2 separate regions of the Homo sapiens genome follow, and region 1 is linked to region 2. A link is a loop called in an ENCODE intact Hi-C map of the cell type or tissue named here. Cell type or tissue: HCT116. All regions are shown on one strand. Links, peaks and the distances in the headings refer to the core of each region. The heading gives the core; the rest is flanking DNA. Region 1 has its middle 170 kb from the start of SLITRK6. Region 2 has its middle 340 kb from the start of MIR4500.

Region 1 (2,832 bases), core at 229-2,728, 1.3 Mb before region 2:
TAATTTTCTTTGTTTAAGAGCTCAATCTGACTGATAAGGATGAGTTGACACCTCTTCAGGAATTAATTGAGAAGCTTGCAACAAAGATAAGCATTTGTACTAGGAAAGAGTTTTCCTCTAGCTTCATCTATGGCTGGAGCTATCTCATTGCTATCTGCTAAACTAGTGACACAAACTGAGAAAACAGGATAAAAAGACACCCAATATCTATATCTACTGATAAAATTGTCCCAATGGTGGGTAAGCTTAATAGCTTCAGAGTAAGAACTTTAGAGCAAACCAATCTGACTTATTATTATGTGTTATTGCTCCTGTGATTGTGGAATTACACTTTATTGTAGTATGCGATGGCTAATCTGTAGTTTGTTAGTTTTGTTATTTTCCTTTTGCTGAAAAAACATGTTTGGCTGTTTCAGGTGACAGCAAAAGGGGTAGTAAGAATTATTATAAATAATTTGTTAACATGTTTCCAAAACAAATTTCCTAACAACATAATTAGTCATGTCTTCTTTCACTTCTATTTGGTCAATAGAAAATATACTTTAAAGTTTCTTTAACATTAGAACAACTGTATCACTTTGGATACCTTTATTTGCAGGTTTATATGCCAATGTTTTTATAGAATAAGAATACATGTGTATAATTTTATAAGATATATGATTTTGATTCAGGTCATCACATGGTAATTATGAGAGCAACAAAAGTTGTTTCTGATAAGAATTTTTAAAATATTTTAACAGATTTTGGATTTTATTACCCCATAAATCTTTCAAAATTGTTAGGAAAGTCTATGATTATATATCAAAAATATGTTTTCTTAAGGCTTCTGAGGATGATTTTGCAGATTTTTATTTTAAATGCTCTGTTCATTATTTTTAATACATGCAGTTTTGGGTTAAAGAAGTAAAAATTTTAAAACATGAAAAAGGTAGATCTCAAAGCCATGTTTTTATATATGCTATATTTGAGAGGTCTTGAAATTTTGCGTAGGGAAATGAAAAAAAAGTTCTTAGTATTTTGATTATTTTGTATTTAAGTTTACTTTAAAAATTACTTCTATATTTATTTTTATTGTGACTTCATGGGTGAGCTTTTTCTGAATAAACATAACAAAAAAACACACTGAAAACCATGAAGGTGAACGAAATTCAAAGTGCACACATACGAAATTAGATATAAAAATAAATATGTACTATTTATTAGTATATATTCCTAATTATTAGTAAATCTTATTTTAATTGCTCACTTAAACTTTTAAGATTACAATAAAGAGTAAAATTATAATTAATGAGCAAAAAATATTAAATGAATAAAATCTATATTGCATAGAATTTGAAAGCTCTGATGAGCAATTACTATATATAAAACCTATTGATAAGCTTTCAAATATATATCTACATGGTGAACTGAAATTGTTAAGCTTTTTAAATAAAATCTTTTGATTCCTGAATTTAAAACAAATTCCAGAAGAGGGAGATGTTTACTCTCAAATGAAAAATGTGTTGCTCAGTGTGAATAAACTGGTTTCTATAAAACAAAGAATAAGATTTATATATCATCCTAAAATGTATGGAAATCATAGATTCTAACACTATATTGTGGTTAAAATTTCATCTTTATGATGTATTATAGGTACTTTTCCTATTTGTAGGCATGTTTTATGTCAATTGATTTTCTTAATTAAAATGTTTCCTGAAAATTTCTTAATTATTCAAAAATATAAAGATTTTTGTTTTCACAGTCATTTTAAATAGAAATTAATATTTAACATTTGAGAAAATATATTTATCACGATACGTTTTTCAGCAATTGTCAATAACTGTTTTGTTAAAATTCTTTAAGAATAATATAGAGGCAATATATCATAATCTGGAAATACTTTTAAATTAACATGTATTATTTCTAAATATGCATTTATGTACTGATATAGAGATAGCTAGCTGTTCAATCAGCTCTTTTGTATTTTAAAGAAAAAATTATTTAATAAGTAAAGGCAAAATATTTTGTTTTTTTTTTATGAGAAAGAAGGAATGACAATAAATATAATGAAATGTAGTGGTATTCTTAATTGTGAAGATAATATCACAGCATGGCACATTTTTTATTTACCCAGCTGACTAGCCTATGAGGCTCAGTGCTGGCAGTCTAGATCTTGCAGGGAGGACAAATATACATAAAACCCTATGTTTGGCTTCTCCTTCTAAAGCTATCTTGATAAGTAATGTCTACTTCTGCACTCCTCCTATTTAATTTCTTGTCTCTGATATTAAGTAGAAAGATGTGAAAAGCCAGTGTTAATTTCCATGTCATTGGCATTAGTCTTTTGCCAAATCTGTGTATTTTCCTGAAGCAATGTGAACATGTACCCTATGTTTTTCACCAGGTCTATTTGAGATTCTCAACATTACTATGAGTAGTAAGTGGGTGCCTAGTTGAAGAGATTTTTATATTGTTTGTATTACCTTTTCCCTCAGCTTCTTATTTAAATAGCTTAGAACTGTCCCCGGTGTGTGATGTTCCCCTTCCTGTGTCCATGTGTTCTCATCGTTCAATTCCCACCTATGAGGGAGAACATGCGGTGTTTGGTTTTTTGTCCTTGCGATAGTTTGCTGAGAATAATGGTTTCCAGCTTCATCCATGTCCCTACAAAGGACATGAACTCATCATTTTTTATGGCTGCATAGTATTCCATGGTGTATATGTGCCACATTTTCTTAATCCAGTCTATCATTGTTGGACATTTGGCTTGGTCCCAAGTCTTTGCTACTGTGAATAGTGCCACAATAAACATACGTGTGCATGTGTCTTTATAGCAGCATGATTTATAATCCT
Region 2 (2,832 bases), core at 109-2,608:
ATTTTCAAATAACACAAATTAAAATTTTATTTTTTCTATATTTTTATCTGTGCTAAAACATTTTGTTTTACTATGAAGATTCAAATTGCTCAGTAAGCAGCTAGTATATTTGGGTTTTGTAACATATTTCTAAACAAATATTTTGTTTCTTCATCCTTTAAAATGTCAGCAAGTCAGGAACATAGTAAGTGATATCGTTATGGTAAAGAGATGTACCTTTATTTGCTTTGGTATTCTTATTCTTTTTCTATACTGATAAATGAATTAAAAAGTCCATGTAAATATTTTGTTTACCATAAAATCAATGTCCCAGTTCATATAAACCTCTAAAAATGAAAAAAAAATGTAGGGAGTTAGTTAAAATTTGTTTAAACTCCAGTGCAATTTTCAAGTATGTATTGTTTCCAATACAATTTAGACATCAATTCATGGATTGGTTTTCAAAAGCTTCATTATGAAAGTATTTCATGTAGTCTTTCATTTTAGGAATGCCTAAGGCATGATTTGTTAGTACTACTTATTTTCATGGTTATATATTCGCATCTACTCTGTGAAGAACAGAAAAAGAATAATGAATACATTTCAGGGAGAAGATCTGTAAAACAGGCTTTACATGTTATTTAAAATGAAGCCCTCTTCTCAAGAGATTGTTTTACCATTTCAAGAAAGAATACATTAAATAGTCAGTCCCATACACCGCCCAAATAAACTAAGTCTAAAACAAAAAATATGTGCATGAAAGAGAAAAATGTTTCCTGCCCCCCCGCCCCTTGCAAAGTATATATGTCTTTCTGTTTTGGCTGTATCTACTGTGACTACACCTGACCACCTTTTTCATTCCTTTAGCTCTATGCAGAGCTGAACACTGGGCAGCAATTTTTAGAATTATGCTGATTGGGATAATCTTCTTCATGATGTGCTGATTTCAAAAGCCTAGTATCCCTGGAGTTGAATTTGGAAAGCTGTAAATCGGTTTCCTAACACTACATTTTGCAATGTGTAAATTAATAACTTGGCATTTCACAGCTGTTTTAAAGGCTGTGCTTTAAAGAATGAAATATCAATCACAAATATACATCTACCCAGAAATGTCAAATCCCACCCAAATGAATACCACTGCAAATTAGCAGCAGGTCACATTGTTCTGCTGTTCTTTCACCTGTGATGCATTTCCTTCTTTTCCAGGTTAAGAGCGCCCCCTGGAGAGGCTTAAAGCTATTTTCTACCCCATATTAAAAGATGGGTGGTGAGCTGCTTTAATAACAGAACATAGTATCCAAATGCTAAGCCTATTTGAAAGAGGCAGTGTGGTATAGTAAAAGAAGAAATTAAACTGGGGTCAAAATACCTGGATTGAATTCCCAAGCCTGTGCTTAGGAGTTATTTGCATTTAGGCCTCTCATGACATCAGTTTTCACATCTTTAAAATTTGCCTCACCTGTTCCACAGGGTTATCTAAAATTGCCTTGCCTACCTCAAGAGGCTTACAAAGTTAACATTGCCTAATAAATATTCAGTATTAGTTTTCAAAATAAGCTTAGAGAATTATAGAGATTATCAATGCTATAAAGATTAATGTTTCTTTCTATATGATATGCTAATGTATGGATGTGTCCCTGGTTCAAGAGGTTACTAGAGGATCATTAATTTGTCTCCCATATGAATAATTAATAAAATAAATTATTATTTAGTGACTGAGTCCATGTGAGTAAATATAGGTCAGAGCTACTTAACTACATTTCATGCCTAAAGGACTTGTATTATCTCTTCACCAATTTTCTAACTATCAAATTCTGTCCCTAATATGCCATTTCTAATTTCCAAGTAGTGATTTACTCTTGGAATTTTAAAAAAATATTTCTGTTCTTTTACTATCTGCATGAAGTATATATTATATTATCTGTTGGGTTGAATTTGTGTCTTCCCAGCTGGACTGTAAAATACTTAAGAATGGGAAGAATGTTTTATTCACTTGCATTCAACACATTGATCTATACACAGAAGGGATTCAATAGAAACATACAGAGTGAGTGAATAAGACATATACTAATTGTGTATTATATTTAATTTCATTCAGTCCTGGAGCCAGCCAGTATTTCCTGGTATCTTTTAAAAAAATTAATATGAAGGATGATATTAAGAAAATATAATCTGCCATTCATTAATGTCCTCATTTCAATGAATTATCCATAATATTTTAAGAACAAATATTTTGTTGGAAAAAGCTATGCATGGAAGCACTATTTTCTGAAGTGAAATTTTATCCAAACCATGTGGGTGGTACTATGGCTGTACCTTTTTTAAGTTTTAATATTTGTTGTTTATGAGTAAAATGAACTTATCAAATGCATATGAAAGGTTCAGAAATATTATAAATGAACTAAATATTCATATTAATCAATTACTTTAATTAGGATCAATTCCACCTATAGAGTTTGACATTACTATTTTAGAAACTATTTTGATTTAATTCTGTGTTGGATTATAAAAAACAAGTTACAAAAAAAAAATAAAAATAAGATCCTCTTTCTTGCGTGATATTCAGGGGAGCCATATCCCAGGGAAGTAATAACAAGCAATCTTCTTATAAACTTGGGTAACAAACCATATATCATCCAAAAAAGCTATTAAGCATTAAAATTTATGAGAACACATCCATATACCCATAAAAATTATAAGAGTGACTTGAGGATGGCTGCTTTAGTATTTTACAAAATTTTATTAGAAATAATGTCTTAGTTCATTCAGACTGCTGTAACAACAAAATAGCTTAAACTGGGTGGCTTATGTACAACATAAATTTATTTCTCACAGTTTTGGGTGCTGGAAGTC

What was found. A loop is a pair of places that touch in the nucleus more often than their neighbours do. Peaks named below come from ENCODE experiments on the same cell type or tissue, not always from the same donor. Only the 100,000 strongest peaks of a DNase experiment are listed, where the experiment ranks them.
Region 1: a loop joins it to region 2, with 2.8 times the contacts of the local background. A loop is called at or near these places in 5 of 110 quality-filtered maps.

The regions. Positions count from the first base shown.
Region 1 is chr13:85,969,446-85,972,277 of GRCh38, forward strand. It overlaps the pseudogene MOB1AP1. Among named protein-coding and RNA genes, the nearest start is that of SLITRK6, 170 kb to the left of the region's middle. In HCT116, for the core only: no CTCF peak of the experiment used is centred there; a DNase peak (open chromatin) is centred at 1,468.
Region 2 is chr13:87,273,214-87,276,045 of GRCh38, forward strand. No RefSeq gene overlaps it. Among named protein-coding and RNA genes, the nearest start is that of MIR4500, 340 kb to the right of the region's middle. In HCT116, for the core only: a CTCF peak has its summit at 1,223 (motif pointing left); a DNase peak (open chromatin) is centred at 1,208.